Linked DNA regions of Homo sapiens: regions 1 and 3 are each linked to region 2. Evidence: read pairs that join two places in POLR2A ChIA-PET (ENCODE). Cell type or tissue: OCI-LY7. All regions are shown on one strand. Each heading gives the region's core, and the rest is flanking DNA. Links, peaks and the distances in the headings are about the cores only.

Evidence for each region. ChIA-PET counts read pairs that join two places held together with the same protein. Peaks named below come from ENCODE experiments on the same cell type or tissue, not always from the same donor. Only the 100,000 strongest peaks of a DNase experiment are listed, where the experiment ranks them.
Region 1: POLR2A ChIA-PET joins it to region 2 with 6 read pairs; 3 of 35 experiments call an interaction of 5 or more read pairs at or near these places.
Region 3: POLR2A ChIA-PET joins it to region 2 with 5 read pairs; 2 of 35 experiments call an interaction of 5 or more read pairs at or near these places.

Annotation. Positions count from the first base shown.
Region 1 is chr5:143,437,965-143,446,146 of GRCh38, reverse strand. No RefSeq gene overlaps it. Among named protein-coding and RNA genes, the nearest start is that of NR3C1, 38 kb to the right of the region's middle. In OCI-LY7, for the core only: no CTCF peak of the experiment used is centred there; a DNase peak (open chromatin) is centred at 5,196.
Region 2 is chr5:143,579,384-143,587,565 of GRCh38, reverse strand. LOC105378209 (a long non-coding RNA gene) reads right to left here. Exons shown (of 4, transcript XR_944375.1): 2 at 867-903; 3 at 74-123. Among named protein-coding and RNA genes, the nearest start is that of MIR5197, 96 kb to the left of the region's middle. In OCI-LY7, for the core only: no CTCF peak of the experiment used is centred there; DNase peaks (open chromatin) are centred at 4,015 and 4,485; H3K4me3 peaks cover 817 bases; H3K27ac peaks cover 1,876 bases.
Region 3 is chr5:143,797,720-143,805,901 of GRCh38, reverse strand. No RefSeq gene overlaps it. Among named protein-coding and RNA genes, the nearest start is that of HMHB1, 10 kb to the left of the region's middle. RefSeq lists an enhancer at 4,529-4,588. In OCI-LY7, for the core only: no CTCF peak of the experiment used is centred there; no DNase peak of the experiment used is centred there.

The DNA.
Region 1 (8,182 bases), core at 2,092-7,091, 140 kb after region 2:
TTGGTCTAAAATATAAAGCTAGCCCTTTCTTTTTGCAGACATCCTGTAATTAGCTCAAGTTTTCATCTCTTCACAGCAAGATCCTGCTGCACAAAACAGAAAAGTTTTCTTTTCTCAACATGTTTTTGCCAGATGTTTCCACCAAAAAAAAAAAAAAAAATGTAAAGGCAAGATTTTTGTGTGCATTCGTATACATGACTTCATCCTTAATGACTGCTTCAAATGCTCCTCCTCCTTAATTAAACTAAGTAGTTCTCCCCCGGGTCCTTTGTAAGAGCATCTATTGTCTTTATCTTCACAGTCTCAGCATTTCAGCCATTCGTGATTGTCCCACATGGCCTCAGGAGGAGTCAAACTTTTAGCTCTATTCATACTCCTTCTGTATTTTCTGCACAGCAAACCCCAAAAAAACACTTTAATTAACAATTTGACCAAAGAAAATTTAATCTCTGCCAAATTAGCTTATAAAATTCTTGCTGTATTTCCAACTAACCTCACATTTTTTTCTGATTAAGGGATTATTTTATGGTTAATGTTGGAAATAGTATGATAAATTTGCTTCAATATTAGCAGTCAGACATTGTCTAGTTTGAGATATCAGTGTTTCAGTTTTGCTATAGAATATTTTTATGTTTTTAAAATATTTTTCTGGCCGGGCACAGTGGCTCACGCCTGTAATTCCAACACTTTGGGAGGCTGAGGTGGGCGGATCACAAGGTCAGGAGATCGAGACCATCCTGGCTAACACGGTGAAACCCCGTCTCTACTAAACATACAGAACAATTAGCCGGGCGTGGTGGCGGGTGCCTGTAGTCCCAGCTACACGGGAGGCTGAGGCAGGAGAATGGCGTGAACCTGGGAGCAGAGATTGCAGTGAGCCGAGATCATGTCACTGCATTCCAGCTGGGGGTACAGAGCAAGACTCTGTCTCAAAAAAAAATGATAATAATAAACAAACAAACAAAACAAAACAAATATATTTATATATATTTATATATACTTTTATATATTTTTATATATTTTTTTATATTTTTATATATTTATATATTCTTTTTTATATATTTATATATTTTTTATATATTTATATATTTATATATTTTTATATATTTTATATATATTTATATATTTATATATTATATATATTTATATATTTGTATAGATTTATATATATTTATATATTTATATATATTTATATATTTTTATATTTATATATTTTTATATATTTATATATTTATATATTTTTGTATATTTATATATTTATATATTTATATATTTATATATTTTTGTATATTTATATATTTATATATATTTATATATTTATATATTTTTATATTTTTATATATTTATGTATATTTTTATATATATTTCTATATTTATGTATATTTTTATATATTTATATATATTATATATTCATATATTTTATATATATTTATATGTATATTTATATATATTTATATATTTATATATTTATATATTTTTTATATTTTTTATATATTTATATATTTTATATATATTTATATATTTTTATATTTTTAATATATTTTTATGTATATTTCTATCCTATATATTTTTTAATATATATATTTATATATATTTCTATCATATATATATATTTCTTCCCTGTCTTCTGTATTTCTGCCATCATCACAAAATTTTGTAATATCAATACTGGCGATGGCCTTAAAAGATCTGATTCAGCTCCTTTCTTGATCATTGGCAAAACTGAGAGGAAGAGAGTTGCCCTAATCACACATCTGATTAGTAAAGATTTTTTGATCCCTATTCTATATCCTACATCTTCTAATAACAGATCGCACTGCATTCTCATGTGAAAACCCAAAACAAAACAAAACCATCCCTTTTTATCAATGGCATAAGCTTGAAATCATTGATGATGATATCTATATACACTTCTCACAAATTGCCAGTCAGTATTCCTTGCTCCAGCTATCTTATGAGTTGGGCTGATCTAGCCACACTCTCATTTAAAATTTTTGGAATATTGAATAAGTGTGAGCTCCCACAATGATTAGTGGCATTATAGTCAGATATGTGTTCAAATCTCAACTTTGCCTCTTACAGATGAAGACCTTGGGCAAGTTACTCAATTTCTCCAAGCCTCAAGTTTCTCATTTTAAAAATTGAAATAGTGATAGGAACTTCCTCATAGGGCTGTCTGAGGAATGAATAAATGAATCAGTGAGCATAAGTGTGCATAGGACGATTCTTGGCAAATAGTTAAGTAACTGACATATTAGTTCTTTTGTTATGTTTGATTCAAATCCCAAGATTTGGTGACTGCCTGGATCAGAAAGGTGGAGAGAAAAGGAAGTGCCACAGATGAGGTCGAGGTTTCAAGGCTAGGTTACTAGACGTTTCTAGTACTCCCCAAAACTGACCTCCCCTAGCTCAACATAAGGAACATGACATTTCCTAACCCCCTTTCAATTAGGCTGGGACTGGGATAAGACCAGTGAGATCTCTAAGGTGAAAAATACAAGGAGCCACTGGCTTTTACACAGAGCCACACAGGGACCAACCCTATACCTGCATGATCCCAAGAGCAAGAGCCTCCTAAGACTATATTCTGGGTACCTCACACCTCACTCCTCACTCTAGTCACAGGATAGGTAAGCCCATGTGACAAGGTCTGGCCAGTGAGCTGCAATAGCAAGTCGCTCTTAAGAGCCAGCACTCAATTCTCCATGCTCTCTTGCCCTGCCACAGCAGCTGAGGAGGTTGCCTGTTCTCAATGGTGGCATTCTATGGCTATGTGAGACAGGTCCCCTGCCTACCATTGAAAATAATGGCAAAACCGCAGTTACTTTTGCACCAACCTAATACATGGCTGTGGAGCATGATCAAGAAATAAAATTCTGTTGTATAGGGCCACTGAGATCTGTTTGCTGCTGCAGCAAAACCTAGCCTATTTATTATTACCAGTATTATATTTGTTATCGCTATTATTAGCATATCCCAAGTCAAAATTAATCAGTGACTTTTGTTGCTTTCGCTAGGAGTATTGAGCTTGCAGGACTGTGTGGGTTAAGCTGTATCCTACTCGCTTGTGAATAGTAATGTCCTCCCTGACAACCTTTGTGAGCAGGGGACCTCTATATCCCCAAAGGCCTAACCTATTGTCTTGGCATATTACAGGTGTTTAATAGATGTTTGTTAATTAAATATTAGAAGACTTTGGTTTACAAGTAATAAGAAATTTTCTACAGAGCAAAAGGTATGAGCCAGCACTGAACCAAGAAAATGGCCCAGATTTTCTCCTATTTCTCCCTGTGAATCTCTTATTCTTTCAGTGCCTGCATCAGCTGGGTTGTCAAGGTTACTTCTCATCATCTTAGGAATATTATTAGATGTTGACCCATATTGTATCAAAATTAGACATAGACCTTGGTGTGTGTTTGCCTCCCCTACTGTTCTGACTGTTGTCACTCTTTTCTGATCTGTTTCCCCCACTATACTGTATTTAAATTTGTGAAGGATTTTACAGCCTGGCTATTCACCAGAATGAGACATCATTCAGCATTGTACTGACTCAGTGGGATTTCAACAGACATAGATTCAAACCCTGAATAAGTTGCAAAGTTCTTTGCTTGAGATTTAAGTGAGATTCAGTCTCTTCTTTCTAAATTTGCAGATTCTATATGGAGTTCTTATCAGCGTTCTGACCAGTTCTCTTACTTTTGTAAGCTTTCATCGTCATTGACATCATTATCTCAGCAGTTTATTTATTTTGTCCTGTGTTAGGTACTCTGCTATATGCTTCACGTTCATAATAGCACTTAAAGATTCACCACAACCCTATGAAAGAGATGCTATGGTTAGTCCTGTTTTGCGGATACATGAGAAAATTGAGCTCCAAGAGAATAAGGAACTTACCCAAGGAAACACAATACTAAATACCAGAGCTAAGATTAAGGCTAGGTTCAGTTTGACTCCAAATCCTGTTCTCTTAGCTTTCTATTATACTGATTAAGCAAGAGATAAAAGTGAAAAAAGTTTCCAAGGTGGTCCAACCCTTTCCAGTTTTATAACAAATATTTAAATAAGGATGATGATATCTAATACTCTGAGCATTTTAGTAGGGATGAGGGAAAAAGAAGAATAATTGGTGACCCAGTCTGACAGAATTTGGCTTACAAGGCTAGGTGTAGTGGCTCATGCCTATAATCACAGGGCTTTGGGAGGGCAAGCTGAGGGGATCACTTCAGGCCAGGAATTTCAGACCAGCCTAGGCAACAAGTAAGGCCCCATCTCTACAAAAGATAAAACAAAATAAATTCACCAGGCATGGTGGCATGTGCCTGTAGTCCCAGTTACTCAGGAGGGTGAGATGAGAGCATCCCTTGAGCCCAGGAGTTTGAGGCTGCAATGAGCTGTGATAGCACTACTGCACTCCAGCCTGAGCAACAGAATGAGACCTTGTCTCTTAAAAGAAAAAAAAAGAATTTGGCTTGCATAGGCTATTACTCAGAAAAAATACTCCCCAATTTCTTTACAACCTAGAGTTTTAAGAGAACTGGGCTCAGGGAGGGGATGGATATTATTGGGCAAAATTGTTTATTGGGAGAAAGTATTTTTAGTCACTTTGAAAGTGTGCATGGTAAGATTAAAAGCTACGGAAGAGAAAATATACACCAATATTATTCTTCAGGCCAGTTTGAAGCATTATACTTTGTTAAAACAACAAATTTTTCTTTCAAAAAAATGACCCTTTCAAACTGAGTTTCTTTCATTATTGAGGTTGAGAATATTATGTTTGCTGGACATTTTTATTTCCTTCTGTGTGAATTATCTATTCATAAATTTTGCCCACTTTATATTGAAATTATATGCATTAATAATTTATAATAACATTTTGCATATTTTGGAAATCAGACCTTGTGATTGTCATTATATTGTAAATATTTTCTCAAGTTTTTTGCTTATGCTTTCTTTGACTATGACATTTCCTATCTAAATATATTTTTAATTTTTATGTTAGAAGGGTAGCTTTGAGTGTGTGTGTGTGTGTGTGTGTGTGTGTGTAAAAGACAGGGAAATAATTTGGATGTCAGAAGCTGGTTTTACAAATCTATTTCATGCCAATAACAAGCAGGCAGGGAGCCACTGTATAATTTGTGAGGCAATTTGCAGAAGGCTTCCTGTTTGACTCTGGGCATCATTAAATAATAGCCATGTGCAGATTTGGCTACTTTCCATGCATGGCCTAAAAGCGGGCCTATCGGCACTCACATCAGTTTGCAATGCCTGGCTGGTCATAATAGGTGTTAATACCAGCCCATAAAACTACTGCTACTTTGTGGATTTGTTGAAATGTCAAGTGATTTGCTGCTGAGAAAAAGAATGACAGAGAAGAAAGAAAGAAAGCTGGAAAGAAGGTAGAAAGGAAAAATGAAGAGAAAAGGAAAGAAAAAAATAAAAGGAAAAGGAAGGAAAAGGGACAAGTAAAAAGATAAAGAAGTAGGTAAGAAAGTAATTGAAAGACAAAGGAAAGGTGAGGAGAAAAGGAGAAAGAATAGAAAGGAAAAAGAAATAGAGAAGCAAAATATAAATAATGATGGAAGGATGGAAGGAAGGAGATAAGGAAGAAGGAAAAAGGGAAAGAAGAAGAGAGAAAATCAAAATTTAAAACTTCAGACTAAATTCATTTCAACTATACAAAGAATCATAAATCCTAGGGATGAAAGAGAATACATAGTTCCTTTACATCTAAGGCTCTCGTTCTACAGCTCAATTCAAGGCCAGAAAGATGGAACTTGCCTGAAGCTCACACAGCAGTTTCATCACATAATGGGAACCAGATTCCAGCCAGGTCTCTTAACTTCCAGTCTAGCCTACCTTCTCTCATGCTGCAAGTTTTTTGTTTCATTGGAAACTTGCCAGTGTTTTAAATCGATTTCAAGCAATATCTAACATAAAAATATATTAGCAAAAAATAGACCTTCCCCTTGACCAGAAAATCTTACCCTATGAGATTTTAAAAAACTGTAGCACATTCCCATAACAGAATTTGACTTACAGTATACATACTTTTAAAAGATGAGCTAGCAGTTTCTTCCTTATTTTATTTTATTTTATTTTATTTTTTGATACAGAGTCTTGTTCTGTCGCTCAGGCTGAAGTGCAGTGATGCAATCTTGGCTCACTGCAACCTCTGCCTCCCAGGTTCAAGCGATTCTTGTGCCTCAGCCTCCTGAGTATCTGGGATTATAGCCACCACACCTGGCTCACTTTTTGTATCTTTACTAGGGACAGGTTTTCACCATGTTGGCTAGGCTGGTCTTGAACTCCTGACCTCAAGTGATCTGCCTGCCTCAACCTCCCAAAGTGCTGAGATTACAGGCGTGAGCCACCACACCCAGCCCTCTACTGTTTTTGTTTTGTTTTGTTTCGTTTTGTTTTTGGGACAGAGTCTCGCTCTGTTGCCCAGGCTGGAGGGCAGTAGCGGGTTCTCGGCTCACTGCAAGCTCCACCTCCCGGGTTCACGCCATTCTCCTCCCTCAGCCTCCTAAGTAGCTGGGACTACAGGCGCCCGCCACCAGGCCGGGCTAATTTTTTGTATTTTTAGTAGAGACGGGGTTTCATCATGTTAGCCAGGATGGTCTCGATCTCCTGACCTCGTGATCTGACTGCCTCGGCCTCCCAAAGTGCTGGGATTACAGGCGTGAGCCACTGCGCCCGGCCCCAGCCCTCTACTTTTTTAAAAAAGTAAAAGTTTTAACTTATAATAGAAAAAATGTATTTAAAAGGAAATTACTCAGGATAACTTAGGAAAATGCTAAAGTTTTCAGTACCTTTAATAGAGTTGCCATTGTTTTGATATTAGACACCTGAGGAACATGGTATTTTTTCCATTCCTATCTGGGGCCAGATAGTCAAAGAGAAGTAGGAGTTTGCATGTACTCGCAGTTGGCCTTTCTTTTCGGTGTTATTTAAGGTAGAGATATGACTTTTCTAAGAAGGGAAGCAGATGGTGAGTGGTTGAACATTAAAAAGAAAATATATGAATAACTGAAAAACCAGAGTATTTCTCCAAATACCCTTAACACGGAAAAGATCCTCTTTGACATGGTTGGAGTGTGCCCTCTCGGTCTTGCAGTTAGGAGGCAGGACTGAGTGAGAGCTCAGGTTTTCTCTCAGTCCCACGGTCCTATATGATCCTATAACACAGTTATAAAAAAATCCCTTTGCCCTAATTAACTAGTTATTGCTTTAATTTTTAATTATCTATTTTGCTTTGATAATGGGGACTTGCTTTATTCTATTAATTTATTTTGGATGGCACTCTGTTTCATTAGCTTAATGGTTTAGAATTAGTGCCAACGAGGCCAGAGTATTTGGTTTCATCCATTCATTCAATAAATATTGTTTGAGCTACCTACACATCAGGGACTGTTCTAGGTGTTCAGCAGACCACATAAACAACACAAATAAAAACCCTGCCGTCGGCCGGGCACAGTGGCTTACACCTGTAATCCTAACACTTTGGGAGGCCAAGGTGGGCAGATCATGAGGTCAGGAGTTTGAGACCAACCTGGCCAACATGGTGAAACCCCGTCTCTACTAAAAATACAAAACTTGGCCAGGCATGGTGGTGGACACCTGTAGTCCCAGCTACTCGGGAGGCTGAGGCAGGAGAATCGCTTGAACCCGGGAGGCAGGAGGTGCGATGCGCTGAGATCGTGCCATTGCACTCCAGCGTGGGTGACAGGGTGAGACTCTGTCTAAAAAACAAAAACAAACAAACAAAAAACCCTAGCCACATGGAGTTTATACTCTGGAAGAAGAGGGTGGAGATAGACAACAAATAAGTATAATAATATATGGTATCTGAAATGGTAATAAGTGCTACAGAGAAAAATAAAACAAGAACGGGGATAGACAGGGTGGGGCTAGAAAAGGAGCCTTAATTTTCAGTAGGATGATCAGATATTTGACCAGAAGAGTCTCTGATGAGAGAAGGCTTGAGCAAAAACCTGAAAGAGATAAGGAGTAAGGGCAGCTGAGGGATGTGTGCAAACAGAGTGACCCTGCCTGGGGAGAGGCATGTGGCTGGGAGAGGCCAGGGAGAGGACAGTGGCTGAAGCATGATGAGTGAGGAGGAGGCTCAGAGAGGCTGGGGTCCAGATCTTGTAGGGCTGGGAAGGCCGTTGTAAGGACTGTG
Region 2 (8,182 bases), core at 1,706-6,705:
GCCATTCCCCTATAATTAGATATTTATATTATTTAGTTTTTTACTGTTACAAACAATGTTATAATCAACTTACTTGTACATTTATCCTTGTATATTCTTCTGACTGTATCTGAGGGAATATTCCTAGAAATAGAATTGCAGAGTCCAAGGATGTGTATTTTTATGTCTATTTTTAATTTTGACAGAAAAATCTGCCAACTTACCCCCCACCCCCAGAAGAAAAGGATAATTTCCTCTCTAAACTACAGTATATAAAAGAAAATGTGAAAATTTTGCAACACCATCTCCTCAAACCACTGCAGGAAAGTATTTCTTTCCATCTAAAATATTATTCTTGGTATCAGAACTTCCTGATAGCTGATAAACTCTGGCGCCTGGCTCTCTGGAGGCATTTGGTGAGCTCCCTCCACCCCACCTTAACTGGAAGGGTATTGACACTCCCCTGCCAGGGAACTGCAGCTGGACTCAGGCTCCCACAGTTCTGGGTTCTTCATAACACTCATCTTTCCATATTATAACTTATCTATTCATGTTTGACTCCTTTATTAGGGAATAAGCTCCTCAGGCAGACACCATGTTTACTCATCTCTATTCCCAACACATACCTCAGTGTATGACACCTGTTAGTGTTCTTTGTACCACTGTTTGAATGAATGGCAAGAGGGAGGGAGGGAAGAGGAGTAGGGAAAAAAGGTAGGCTGGTTTCCTGACAAAACTGTGAGGGTCCCAAACCCTGTGAGACTTGGTCAAACTTTGTGTGAAGTAGACAGATTCAAGATTACTAGTCCTGCCAGACTCTAGAAACCCAAGCATCTGGAACCAAAGAGGAACATATTTTGTTTCTAAGACATTACTCAACCACATACCTGATATGGGTGACACTGCCCATCTCCAGTCTCTGAACTGCAAGACAAAATACAGGACTTTTGAGACAGAAATGACACATTTTGAATTTTCCAAAGGCACGTCAATTTTTTCTTTTTCTTCAACTGTCTTAGATAATAACAAAGCTGTGTTTGGAAAGATGAAAATGAAGGATGTTTCTGGTTTGTTTCCAGCCTTAAGTCTTTCCCAGGACCTGTCCTTTTAGAGCTCAAACGACTTCGTACCACCACACTGTCTTCTTTCCCACTTAATTTTCCAGACATCCTGCAGGCTGCCTGCCCACTCCATCCTGCCTTAACTTGCTTTTCTACTCAAAGGAACCCCCTGAAGGGACTCCTGTGCTCATTATTTAAACAGCTGGAAAATTGCTTTGCCTTTTCTCTGCCTACATGTGGCATTCAGGACTTGCAGGATATGCTTTATCATTGAGTCTTGCACTGACTCAGGCAATTTCCAGGAAATATTTAACATTTCCTGAATGCAGTCAAGTTCAAGGAACTGTCTAGAACCACTCAGGCTGAACTTGCACAGTCTATATCTAAAGCCACCAGCATTAGTGATCTCAGTATGAGGGAGATCTATACATAAATGTCAGCATCCACATACAAGATAAAGGAAGGGAAAAAAAAAGAAAGAAAGTGAACAGGGAGGGAAGGAGGAAAAACAATCTTAAAAGAAAGACACAAACACTGTAGTTGAAGACATGGCAAAAGATGCTATGTCTTATTTGAATCAACAAAGTGATAGATTCTTAGGGACTACCTTCTCTATAGGCCCCTTTAACATGCTGGTTTAAATACACTACGGATTCACACAAACTAGCTGCCTATATGCCTGGAACACTTGTTTTTCTGTCAGTGATCAAATACTTATTGAATTTACCATTGGCTTCAATACTCCGGGCTTCTGAGATTTTTGTAATACATCAGCAGCATCAGACATGAGCTTCATTAGTTACTCCAGCAATCTTAGCATTTCTCATCCAAACCTTCCTACCACCTTCCAGACATCCTGAAAGCTGCCTACCCACTCCAACCTGCCTTAACTTGCTTTCCCAGGGGCCTCTTATTCTAGCAGTACCTCTACCATTACAGTTTCTGAATTTATAGCTTTATGATTGGAAACCCTCTTGAATAACTCTATATATTTTAGAACCAATTAAGAAATATAAGTATTTCCTTACCTGGGGTTTACTTTTGCTGTTTTCTGTCTCCTTGGCTGCATTCCAAAACTACTACCAACCTAACCCAAGGACATCTTTCTAAATGCTGTCACTCACTTTCTGATTTTAATATTATCATTATTATTATTTACTTCATTTGTCAGTAACTTATTTGAATTTCCTCTAACCCAGAGGTTCTTAGCCACAGTGTTGAAAAGTCATTTATATGGATCAGTGCTATTGGTGGCAAGTTCCCAAAACCCAGTTCAAACTGAATTAAACAATAAAGAGAAGGTACTGTGCATCTGACAAAGGACTAATATTCAGAATCTACAAGGAACTCGAACAAATCAGCAAAATACATATCTTTATTTATTGGTAGATTTTATACCAATAATGTCCCTTGCCCACTTGTCAAGTACTGGAACAAATAATCCCATCCACAAGTGGGTAAAGGACATGAATAGGCAATTCTCAAAATAAGATATACAAATGGCCAATAAACATGAAAAAACGCTCAATATCACTAATTATCAGAGAAATGAAAATTAAAAGCACAATGTGATATCACCTTACTCCTGCAAGAATGGCCATAATTTAAAAATAAAAAAATAATAGATGTTGGCTTGGATGTGGTAAAAAGGGAACACTTTTACACTGCTGGTGGGAATGTGAACTAGTACAACCACTATGGAAAAGAGTATGGAGATTCCTTAAAGAACTAAAAGTAGAACTACCATTCAATCCAGCAATCCCACTACTGAGTATCTACCCAAAGGAAAAGAAGTCATTATATGAAAAAGATACTTGAACATGCATGTTTATAGCAGCAAAATTTGCAACTGCAAAAATTTGGAATCTGCCTAAATGCCCATCAACCAATGAGTGGATAAAGAAAATGTGGTGTATACATATACTATGGAATACTACTCAGCCATAAAAAGGAATGAAATAATGTCATTTTCAGCAACCTGGATGAAGTTGGAGACCATTATTCTAAGTAAAGTAACTCAGGAATGGCAAACCAAATATCATATGTTCTCACCTATAAATGGGAGCTAAGCTATGAGGATGCAAAGACATAAGAATGATATAATGAACTTTGGGGACTTGGCAGGGGAAGGATGGGAGGGGGTTGAGGGATAAAAGACAACGCATTGGGTACAGTGTACACGGTTCAGGTGACACGTGCACCAAAATCTCAGAAATCACCACTAAAGAACTTATCCATGTAACCCAAAACACCTATTCCCCAAAACCTATTGAAATAATTTTTTTAAATAAGAATAATAGAGAATTATTAGCTCCTATAACTAAAATACACCAATAAATATAGGTTTGTGTGTGTTATATGGACTTTAGATACAGTTTTGTTTGGCTCTAGCTCCTTTGATCTGCAATTCTCTTTGTTCTGCTACTTTGTCTCATGCTGACTTCACACATGGTAGCAAAATGGCAGCAGCACTTCTAGGTTTCACATCCACACTGTACCACATCTAGGAGAAAGATCTTCTCTTCCCCACAGACCTCTTCTCAACCAACAGTCAAACCACAGTCCTGGTTTTCCCTCCAGGAAATCATAGGTCAAATGCCTTCCCCTGAATCTAAAAGAATGGACAACTGGTTTGCTTAAGTTCATCAACGCCTACTCCTAGAGCCAGGAATGGGTCACTATCACCCTTACCCCATGACTGCTACTCATTGGGGAAGGTGGGAAATAGAGACAGGGAGTTCAGCCACAACATGTGCAACAGGGGAACATAGGGAAAGAGGAGGATTTGTAGTTCCTGAGCTCAGAACTATATACAATCTGCAGAGTATTTAATCAGTGAGTGCCACAGTCCAGAAGTGTCCATATTAGTAATGCAAGTGGGTTGAACATATGAAATATTATCTATCAGGTATGACTCAAAAGATGGAGAACCTCTGCTCTAAGGCATAAGCTACTCAAACCAGGAAGTGTGTTATCTTTGTTGCTGTGGCATGTGGTGAACGTGAACTGAATTTACTTCCAGTCTCCTGGACCACCTGACTGTCCCCTCTATTCTTCCTCTTTCTGTTAATATCCTGATGTTTACCCTCCTCTTTCCTACACCTGGTTTTCATCTCCTTAAAGTCTGGAATAAGGGAAAGGCAAGATCACCACCCCTTTTCTGGAGAATATAATTTTTAGAAAAAAAGACCACGAAAGCTTGAACATGTGATCAAGTGAAGTAACTTAATAGAGTCGAATAGGGAATGATATGTTTCCTGTGTGAACATCAAGAAAAGGCATCCATCCATGGACTTAAATGTCATTTGCCTGTGGAGAAATGTGGGGCAGACCTAGAGCTGCATAAGGCTTTGGTGCCGTTGTATTTCATAAAGTAAAGAGCTTTATTTAGACTGAGCACGTGTCATTTGTCACATGAAGAGGTGAGACTCTGGCCCACTATTATAGGATATGCATTTCCTTTATTATTCACTGAGAGATGACGAGTCAACGCTGAGCTGCAGATGCTCTTTCTCAATCCGCCTTGAGACAGGCACTTGCAAGAGATCTGTTTGTATAGTCTAGGGTATAATCTCTGGTCATGGATCAGGATTTCTTCTACTCAAAGGAAACTGACCTAAACTGGACTGGGTTAAGATGTTTAGAAACCATAAGCATTGACAGTTGATGGTGCTCTCCTCTCTGTAATTGAAAACAATGCTTACCTGTAAAACACAAAATGTATGTGCATACAGAAATGAAAGTAATTTCACTCTGGCTTTACAGGTGGCAAATTTCTGAATATGTTTAATTAACTGAATTATTCTCTCCTCTCCCTCCCTGCATCTCTCTTTAGAGCCCCTGTTTTGCTGGTGGGACTTTAAGTGCATACCTGTTCTGTATTATTAATAATTCAGCCCCAGGTTTGTAAGGCAATAAGCTGCTTTGTCCAGTGAGCTTCGCTATTCCAACCTGCTGATTGAACTTATTTGCCATTAAAAAAAAAAAAAAAAAAAAAAAACAGAAAGCCTTAGGGTAACTTGGTGCTAGCAAAACCAACGTTGAGGTCAACTAAAGAATCCAGCCTCCCAGATATTGAAAGCTCCAGCTGCTGCAATGACCACAGGATGAGAGAATTACCTTTCTTTGACCAGGAAATGTAAGAGCTACTTAAGAGTTCGTTTCCCTCAGCCCCCCTGATGGGCAGTACTCCTATACCGTGTTCTGATCTAAAGCCAATTCTTCCTCTTATGTGCACTTGACCCAATTCCCTTTAGCCAATCAAAGACAACACTTCAGCATTCTGCCTCCTTCTCCTACATTATCAGAACTTTCCCCTCTTTCCCGGATCATTCTTATCAGCAAATAAGCATGATGCTATTTCTCCTATCTTAAATAACAATAATAAAAAGCTCCACATCCTCCACAGCTACTCCCCATTTCACTGCTCTCCTTCACAATACTAAGAGCTGCACTCAGAGACTCCAGTTCCTCCCCTCCCATGATATCTTCAGCCCAGTCCAGCCAGATTTCCCCCACTCCCCCTCCCCAGCAAAAATGCTCTGGTAAGGGTCACCTGTGCCTCCAGATTACTAAACTCAATGGTCACTTCTCACTTTGACTTCGATTCGTAGGACAGCATTCCCTCTTGGTTTTCCTCCTCCCTCCCTCACTCTCCTCCCAGTCTCCTTTGCTGTTCCTCCTCTTCTCCCCTGCAAAGCTGGAGTGCCCCAGCAGCTCCATCAGTCTTCATTTTACTCCACTGGTGACCTCATTCATCTCATGAATTTAATCCTATGTTGACAACTGCAAGGATTCTATCTCCAGCCCAGACCTCTCTCCTGGACCCCAGACTCATAACCAATGGCAAACCTAACACCTCCACTTGAATGTCTAATAAATGTTTTAAAACTCAGTATATCCAGATGAACTCTTATTTTTTTCCCTCCCCTCATTCCCATCCTTATGAAACCTGTTATACCTTTACCTTAGTCCTTGCCATCTCAGCGAATGGAACCCGAAACTTCTCTTTTGCTCAAGACTCTAACCAATCTATCAGCATATCCATATCTTGAAAACAGAGCCAGAGTCCAGCCTCTCCAGTAATTACTACCTGATGCAGACCTCACCAGGATTACAGGCCAACCTGCTTCCACTCTTGCCCCTGTAGCCTGTTCTCAACACAACAGCCACGCCAATCTACATAAAACATGAGCAGATCATGGAACTCCAATGACTCACTCAGGGTAAAAGCCAAGGTCCACATAATTTGACTCTCATTACTCTCTGACTCCTCTCCTTCTGTGTTCCCCTCTTTCATTACCCTGCAGCCACCCTGACCTTCTTGCTCCCCCTCAAGCAGACCAGGCATGTTCCTACCTTGAGGCCTTTGCACTGGATATCCTTTGGCCTGGATTATTGCCTTTGGCTGGAATATTCCCCTTGCCTGGAATATTCCCCAGATATCTGCATGACAACCCTTACCTGCTGCAAATCTTCGCTTAAATGTCAGCTTCTCAATGAATCCTACCTGAGAACCCCACTTAAAACTGAAATCTGCTCTCCCTCCACCACTGGTGATCTTTATCCTGTTCTATTTTTTCCAAAGCATTTACCACTTTCTAACTTATTATATAATTACTAATTCGTAATACGTGTTGCTTATTGTCAGTCTCCCAGCAGCCTCTAGAATGTAAGCCCTTGTGGGTTTTTTTTTTTTTCTTTTGGTCTGTTTTATTCACTTTATACCCCAGGCGCCTAATGCGGTGCCTGGTAATTCCTAGGTGCTCAATAAATACTAACTTATTTCTGTGCTATAATAAACTGTTTTCACTTTATAAACCGTGAGTATTTTCTATGATGATTACTTTTATATTTGATTCTACCTACATCCCATAATACATGTATATGTGACATACATAAGACACATGACTTTGTCACTATAATAAGATCCATGCCACTGCCATGGAATTCATATGTATAGATCATAAGATCCATATACAAAAGAGGCATGACTATGTCACTAATATGTGAATAAAAAGATCCATATTTACTCTTCAACTGGAAAGAACTTTCAAACCCTGTCTCTCTAGACTCCCCATAACATCATTCCCATATTAGAGCACTGCAGGAAAATTCACAAGGGATAATGGGAATCAGAACCACACAGTAATCTGGCATCTCTACAAATCTAGAATTTCCAGGCCAGGCATTTTTGCAGTGGTATCGTCATTAAGAGTGTGGGTTCTGGAGTCAGGCTGCCTGATTTTTTATCTTGGAACCAGGATTGACTAGACCTCCATTTTGTCACCTATGACACTGGCCTTATTATCTTAATCATTTTTGTTGTGTTGTTATTATTCCCAAAATAGTTGAATAAGAGGCATGGTAGGGAAAGTAACAGCACCCAAAGGAAGTCTACATCCTATTCCTGGAATCTATGAATATGTTACTTGACATGTCAAAAGGAGTCTTTGCAGATGTGATTGAAGTCACAGTCCTTGAGATGGGAAGATGATCCTGGATTATCGGATTGAGCCCAGTGTAATCACCTAAGCCCTTGCAGGCAGAAGAGGCAGAAGAGTCAGTCAGAAGAGGCAGGAAAGACACGAAGCATGAGAGGGACTCGGCCTACTATTGCTGGCTTTGGAAATGAAGGGGCAATGAGCCAAGGAATACGGGAAGCCCCAGAAAGTGAAGAACAACCCTGACCAGAAAACTAGCAAGAAAACAAGACCAAAGCCTCATATACACATGCAACTGAACTCTGCCAGCAACCTGAATGATCCTGAAAGTAGATTCCCCCTAGACCTTGGGGAGACTGAAGACATGGCTAAGGTAAAGGTATAACAGGTTTCATAGGGATGGGAATGAGGGGAGGGAAAAAAATAAGAGTTCATCTAGATATGTTGAGGTTTGGCTGTGCACCCAAATCTCATCTTGAATTGTAGCTCCCATAATTCCCACGTGTTTTGGGAGGCACCTGGTAGGAGATAATTGAATCATGGGGGCCATTTCCCCCATACTGTTCTCATGGTAGTGAATAAGTCTCACAAGATCTGATGGTTTTATAAGGGGTTCCCCCTTTTGCTTGGCTCTCATTCTGTCTTGCCTGTGGCCATGTAAGACATGTCTTTACTTTCCGCCATGATGGTGAGGCCTCC
Region 3 (8,182 bases), core at 2,092-7,091, 220 kb before region 2:
TTTTTTTTTGTTCAAAAGAAAGTACATGTCTGATTGAAGGCATCTTCCAGCTTATTCACAAACTGACAGTTATGCAACGTATCCCCAACTTTTAAAAGAAATCAACAAGGTGTATTAAAGCTTATGACTTGCAAATAGAAGTCACATATGAAGATACATGTCTTGTCAAATAGATTGCTCTTATACCACAATGTGGAATGTCTTTAGGACTCTGGAGTTAAATCCTGGGATTCTTCTGACCCTTACATAATGTGAGGTCTATGGTGATGTACTTACACTCTCTGAGCCTTCATTTCTTCACTCATAAAACTGAGATAATAATACTACCTACTTTATAGTGATATTAGAGTATTATATGCCACATACCTATTAAATGACTAAAAATACTACTGACAATACCAACTTCTAATGAAGATGCATGGCAGTTGAAACTCTCATACATTGCTAATGGGAATGCAAAATGGTACAGCCATTCTGGAAGAAGTTTTGTAGTTTTTTTGTATGTAATCTTACCATATGACCTAACAATCCCACTGTTGGATATTTTCCCAAGTGAAATGAATACTTATATTCACACAAAACTATATGTAAATACTTACAGCAGTTTTATTTATAATCACCAAAACTGGAAGCAACCCAAAAGACTGGGAGAATGAATTAATAAGCTATGATATAGCCATACAATGGAATACTACTCAGCAACAGAAAGGAATGAACTATTGATACACACAGCTCGGATGAATCTCAGAGGCATTAGGCTAAGTGAAAGAAACCAGTCTCAAAGGTTATATATTGTATAATTCCATTTATGTAACATTCTTGAAAAGACACAGGTATATTGACAGAAAACAGGAGCTTGGCTGCCATGGATCTGCTCAGGGTTAAGGGTGGAGAAAGAGTTGACTGCAAGAGAACAGCAGGGAGTTTCATGGGGTAATGGAACTGTTCTGTGTCCTGATTGTGATGGTATTTTAAGAATTTATGTCTGTGTTAAATGTCATGGAACTGTGCACCAAAAAGGTCAATTTTACTGTATGACTTTAAAAAATAAAACTTTAAACAAGATTACATAAAATAATGCATGTTTAATAGAGTCCCTGGCAGACAGTAAATTTTATCTATGAGTTCTTTCCAAGACTGTGGTATAGAGTATATCTCCATGCATCTAATTTAATAGAGCCAACTGGTAGAGTTCAATACAGTGTGCCCAGGCGAAACATAAAATAAAAGAAAATACTATAAACCATGTAAATAGTGCAGTGATTCTACCTGACCACCTCCTCAATACATATGTGCTTGGAGTGCAGGAGAGATGGGAAAAGTGAATCTGATCTTCCACATTTGGTGCCAGTTCCCGCATGCTCCTCTCATGGTATGGACATCTCTCTGCACTGAATGTGCTACTAGTGTTTCAAGATAAGAACATTTCCTAAAATATGGCCTCCAAATGCACGCCAACTATTTATTCTGGTAGTAATCCAAAGAAACAGGAATATGTCTAGACAGTGGGAAAAAACTGGCTGCGTTGGGTTTATTGGCATTCAATTTGATGTCTTCCTAAAAGATTATAAAAGGTAATTTTGGCTATATGCAACTCTTGCCGTACACACTTATATGATTTAAAATCAGCTCTGTTGCTCAGAGATGAGAAAACTAACTGATATTTAATGCAGGTTGTCATATACATATGCTTGATTGGCTGTTTGGAATTGCTAATAGTCCTTATGCAATGCTCCTAGAAAATGTACCAGCCATTATGACAGCTCAAGGACAGGTAGACCGCAGAGACACTCGGACCCAATGACAAATACAGGTTGACTTCCACACCTCCCATAGTTTCAGGTTAATGAAGGTAAATAGTCTAGTCTGTTATCCTACCCCCAAATGAATGAGTCTTGACCTAAAAGAACTCTTTGGCAGTGGTATTTAAAAGCCGAGACATACTCTTCATTGTTGAGAGTCTGTAGATTATTCATCTTTTAAAGTCAGATTTAATTTCTGTAAAAGTAAATGCAATTTTCAGTTAGATCTTATGTTAAGTTAATTCTGTTAGAGATACCAATTTTGGTAGAAAGATATTATATATATTTTTATATATAATTATATATAAAATATTATATATATATATACACATACACACACGTATATATATTAAGACATGCCTAGGAAGTGAGGAAGCTGGTTTTAGGGGTCTCCCAAAATGTTTGAGACCTGTATAGACTGGAAAATGTTAACAGGCTGGGAAATTGCTTTTTAAATGTCTTCAGCTCAGTGTTAGTCTTTCAAGTTGACTTCTTTGAAGGCAGAATATTAACACAAAAGTATGTATTCTAGCATTTATTATTTGAGTCTCATCTCTCCTGAGCTTTTGTTTTGTTAAGGTGCACAATCTTGATGTAATCTTAATTTTTGTTTGTTTGAAAAATCCAAATTGAGCAATGCATAGGCTTACAAAAGAATACAATAATTGCTAATATTTTATTGTACAACTACATTGGACTATGTTGAAGGAACTCTCCTAAGCATTTGACAAGTGTTATCTTATTTAATCCTCACATCAACTTTCTGTAAAAGCTACTATGCTATACCCATTGTACAGTAGAGGGCTGAGATCCAGAGAGGTTAAGTAACCTGCTAGTGGCCAAATGGGTGGTAGGTAAGTTGTAGAGTCAAGGCCCCTTGATAAGGTCTGCCTGACACCTGAGTGCCTGCTTCCCAGTCTCCTTGCTACGTTGCCTTCCAGGAAAGGCATGGAAAATAATCAGAATGGTAACAAAGCAATCCAAGACAGGATATGAGAACCAATCAGGATATAGGACATTACTGGGGATTCAAAATGAGTTAGGGAGAAGAGGTACCAACAGGCGAACAGCCCCTTGTTCTGATTTTCACCATTTGAAATAACGCCCAGAATAATCCGTCATTTATTATTATTATATTTTTCGAGATGGAGTCTTGCTGTGTCGCCCAGGCTGGAGAGCAGTGGTGTGATCTCAGCTCACTGCAACCTCCACCTCCCAGGTTCAAGCAATTTTCCTGTCTCAGCCTCCTGAGTAGCTGGGACTACAAGTGCGTACCACCACACCCAGCTAATTTTTTTTTTGTATTTTTAGTAGAGACCGGGTTTCACCATGTTGGCCAGGCTGGTCTTGAACTCCTGACCTCGTGATCCACCCTCCTTGTCCTCCCAAAGTGCTGGGATTTTAGGTGTGAACCATTGCGCCCAGCCCATCATTTATTATTTTACCTAAATATTTAATTTATTAATTCACTCAACAAGTGTGACTGATCCCCTATTACAAGCTGAGAGCTGAATGAGCTAGGCACACAGAGTTGAATCTACCAAGGCTTCTGATGTTTTTCCATTTTATTTTCAGTTGACATGTAATAATTATATATATTTATAGGATACAGAGTGATATTTCAGTATGTGTATACAATATATGAAGATCAAATCAGGATAATTAATGTATCAGTTACTTCAAACATTTATGATTTCTTTGTGTTGTGAACGTTCAAAATAGTCTCTTCTAACTTTTTGAAAATATACAACAAATTATTAAAGAGCTTTTAGTCTCATATGAGCTATTATTTACTTTAAAACATTTCATCATAAAGTATTATAATACATGTGTGTTTATTCTACACTCTAATAAAAAATACATACTTCAGAGTGATCAACCAGCCCTTAATTATTAGAGTGATACCCCGGAAGTGCTGCTGCAAGAGTTTCAGCTCTTTATCTCTAATCAACAATATGTTTTGTTTATTGGCATAATAGATTATTTTCTATCATGCTAATAATCAAAGCTGTTTCCATTAGTGCAATTAGGGTGTTCAAGAGGTAGATTGGCTAAAAATAGCATGGAGACATACTCCATCCTTGCATGACAGGGTATGAGAATCTTCTGACCTCAGTGGTCTTTATATCTAGTTGAATGACAGATTGTTGTGTATAAAAACTTATGAAGGCTGTAGATGTTATCTTCCACCAGGAGAGGATCAACCCTTTCCTCTGTGGGGTGGATAGACTGGGGCTGGGAGAAGCATCTTCCCCAAGCTTGTGACTGGGCTGCGTGTATCTTGGGTTTGTTCCTGTTCCCAGAATGAGGCCCTTCTTCTAAGTGAGAACATGAAGTATCGACCAGGACCCCAGCGCCTGGGAGATCCTTGACTTCTCAGTGCACACAGAATACAGAAAACTCCCATTTGCTTTTCAGAAGTTTTCTGATTTTTAATCTCCTATTCCATGCAGCTTCAGAATTCTGCAAATTTCTTAAAGGGAAACCAGCTGTGTGTTTGAGGCTCCTCAAGTCTCCAGTGAATTCCAGCCTCACATAAATGCAAAAACCTCTGCTTTCCCATCCCAACAGTGGCCCTCTGTTGGGCCAAGCAAGATGCTTAGCTCTGGCCATACCCGGAACTGGCCAAAGCTGACAGGGAACAGGCAGCTGCAAACAAGTCACCTCACCACTGCCCCCAGGCCCCATGAACCAGAGTTCCTCCCCAGCAGTCAGCGTCTTCGTAGAACCATGAACTGGAGGAAAGTTCTGCTCTGCTTTTCTAAGATTTTTAAACTTAGTTTCTAAGTCTCCCACTGGGCTCAGCTTCAGGATTGAGCAAATGTCTTCAAGAAGTAACTAGCTGTGTGTTAAGGCCATTGAAATCACCAGTTGGGTCACCTCCTTACTGCATACCTGCTCCAGTCTCTGCTGTTTTCTCCTTCCCTCGCAACAGCGGCCCTTTGCTGGAGCCAAGAAAGGCTTCTCAGCCTCATAGCCACACCTAGAACTAGGCAAATACCCCCTAGGAAAAGCTGCAAAAGATCCCTTCCTCACCCCTCTGGGATTTTCCCGTCTGGAATTTTAGCCCATCTAGTCCTCATTGCTTTTGCAGCTCTCTGATGCCTTGAAACAGATGTGTTTTTTGAATTTGATCTAGCTTTTTTTTCAGTTGTGTTCCCGTGGGAGTGTTAAGCTGCCATAAACCACTCTATTCTAAGTGGAAAGCCCCATCTGCACTTTTGAAATGGCAGCCAATGCAGGACCCAGGTTGCTGGTGGGAAGGACTCTTCTGCATGATGCCAGCCATAGTGTTGAATCCATCTTGCCCCCAGAATAGTATCCATTTTGTGTCCAATGAAACTAAAAGGATAGAATTGGGACTCAAGAAGATTGCCAAACAGGTTCTAGACTGTTTGGTGTCTGCTTTCTAAAAAAAAAAAAAAAAAAAAAAAAAATGTGTGAAAGATCTGGGTTTGAGAATTTTCCTTTTTTTTCTTTTCATTTTTTTGAGACAGAGTTTTGCTCTGTCGCCCAGGCTGGAGTGCAGTGGCACAATCTCAGCTCACTGCAACCTCTGCCTCCCAGGTTCAGGCAATTCTCCTGTCTCAGCCTCCCAAGTATCTGGGATTACAGGTGCATGCTGCATGCCTGGCTAATTTTTTGTACTTTTAGTAGAGTTGGGATTTTGCCATGTTGGCCAGGCTGGTCTTGAACTCCTGACTCAGGTAATCCACCCCCCTCAGCATCTCAAAGTGCTGGGATTACAAGCATCAGCCACTGTGCCCGGCTAAGAGTTACTTTCATTATAACCTGGTAGGAAAGTTGCAGGGGAGGAGATCCTAAACTGTAAACTACCTCTAAATTTTTGAAGGTTACTAGTTCTTAAAAAAAAGAAGCTAATAATTGGGAATGACCAAACTGGCTTAGATCCATTCTCAACATAGTTCAATTTATTTCGTTTTGACTGACATCACTTCTTCAGTAATAAGTGCTACAAATAAACCAGTGTGTAAAGCATTATTTCCTGTTCCTTTTGCTCTAAAAATAACTAACTTTCCACTGAACAACTTCATTTACCCGGTCCATGAGGTCCATAAGTATGTCAATATATTTGTTTTTCACCTCTGGGTCCCCTCAATTGTTTCAAAAATATCAATTCTATGTCTTCTCAGTCTTCGTATTTTCTCACTTGAGTGCTTATTTTCCCATTTGTATATTTACCAAAATCCCTAATTCTAATTTTAAATGATCTTTCCCAGAGACTTTTCTTCTCCAGCTCTGTATTCCTTTGTTTATTCAAAGATTTACTAAGTATTGCTTTATTATATCCAGACTTACATACTGTACATAGCCACATCTCAATTTTGTAGCTGAGGAAGGCAATATTTGATTTCATATACCTGAAGGTAATTGATATTTGATTGTAGAACTACCCTTTTATTCCAAAACAGAGAATCGAAAGTACTCTATACCTTGTCTGTCAATTTCTCACCAAACCTTAGCATACTGTCTTACACATACTAGGCATTTAGCAGCTATGTTAATGTATTAATCAATGAAAAATATATTAAATTCATTCAGGACGTAAAGGAGTAAGTAAAAGCGCACACATGATATGTAGTATCTCCCATGTTCTTCTCTTGAATCTCATCTAAAATAAAAGCCCATGTTATAGACTCAGAGACCTGTTTGGTGCTTCAGGCCAAAAGAAGCAATAAAAACTTTGTTTAAAAAAATCCATCTTTGCTTCTGAAAGAACAGAAGAGTGAGGATAGAAGTCTTATCAAAAGAGAGAGCTTCCCAAACCATTCTTGAAAGGACATAGAAAACAGGTACAGGGGAAGGTTTACATTCAAAGAAGGAATGATAAAGGTGTGAAAAGGCAAGAATATAGAGGTGTCGAAAAGTACACTTAGATTAAAGAAGACAGTACGCTGTGTTGACTTTCTAGGTAGAAACTACAAGGAAAGGTGATAGTGAGGAACCCTGGAGCAAGACAGGAAGAAGGAAGCTTATTTCACTAACTTCTCTTTCAGACCCTAAGGCATCACCTACACTGAAGTCTGCACATTACCAGCACTCTGAGCACTGTGCTGGGAGGGTGAGTTAAGAGAGAGAAAAAGTGTTTGTGCATCTTGATATTTATGAAGATCTATTGGAGACCATCCATGTGCTGAAGCCACCATTTGTTTTGCTTGTGGAGGTTTTCTCTTATTTGGTTCTTTTAGAATAGGAAGAAAAACCAGAAAGAAATGATTTCTAGAAACCATTTCTCTCAACAAAACACATGTTTCTGACCTCATCTTCACTCGCCTTCTCTGGGGAGGACTTCTGCCCAAGTTGATATGATGATAACACATATTAGGAACACATTTAACGTAACAATGGTGTGCACAACACACTTGAGCATTTATCCAGGAGGATATGTGATACTGGCAAATTGAAGGCTGGTTCCAATTTGTTTGTGGATAGACACAGAATACTAAGTCCAATGCAAAAGTGCAGAGTAAACGTTTGATAAATACAGTCAAATGAATAAACCAATGAATGAACACAAAACAAGTTGAACCATACATATGTAGAGAAAACACCATAGAAAGAGTCGTCTAAGTTCTCTGCTTGGTCATAGATTTATCGCATCACCAACAATTTATTGCATCAACAAATGAAACAGTAAAATGAATCCAAACTTGTTTAGTACATCTAAAAAAATTGCTGGCAGATAAAGGTATCTCAAATTCAAAAAAAAAAGGAGACAGAAGTTTTATGTCTTACATATGCAGGTCATGATTAAAAAATAAGAAAACAGGCTGGGCACAATAGCTCATGCCTGTAATCCCAACACTTTGAGAGGCTAAAGTGGGAGGATCACATGAGCCCAGGAGTTTGAGACCAACCTGGGCAACATAGTGAAACCCCATTTCTATTAATTTTTTTAAAAAAGATGAGAAAGCAAAACAAAAACATTGCTTCATCCAATTAGAACATATAGTGAAAAACAAAAGGATGTCAGGCCTAAGCTTGGATTCTTGCTCCATCTCTTCTGTTTGCTTCAGGAATGTTACTTAACTCCCTCGAGCCTTTTTCCTTGTCTTTGAAATGTGCTACCCATACTTATTTGGAAGTGTATTAACCTAGTACATATACTAAGTAAGCTCATGAAGGTAAAGGCCTTGTGGGTTCTTTTCACTTGATAGGAATTTTCTATTTAGATTCCTCTTTCTTCTTGGAGTATGTTCACTAACATACCCTTTGCTGCTGACTACAAAGTAATGTGCTCATGCCATTTTCCAAGAGAAAGGAGAATTTATTAGGTTGATCAGAGAAGCATGCAGTAAGAATATAACAAGTATGCTGATGCCAAGAACAGATTTCTTCTTATCTGGTTACTGTTCTTG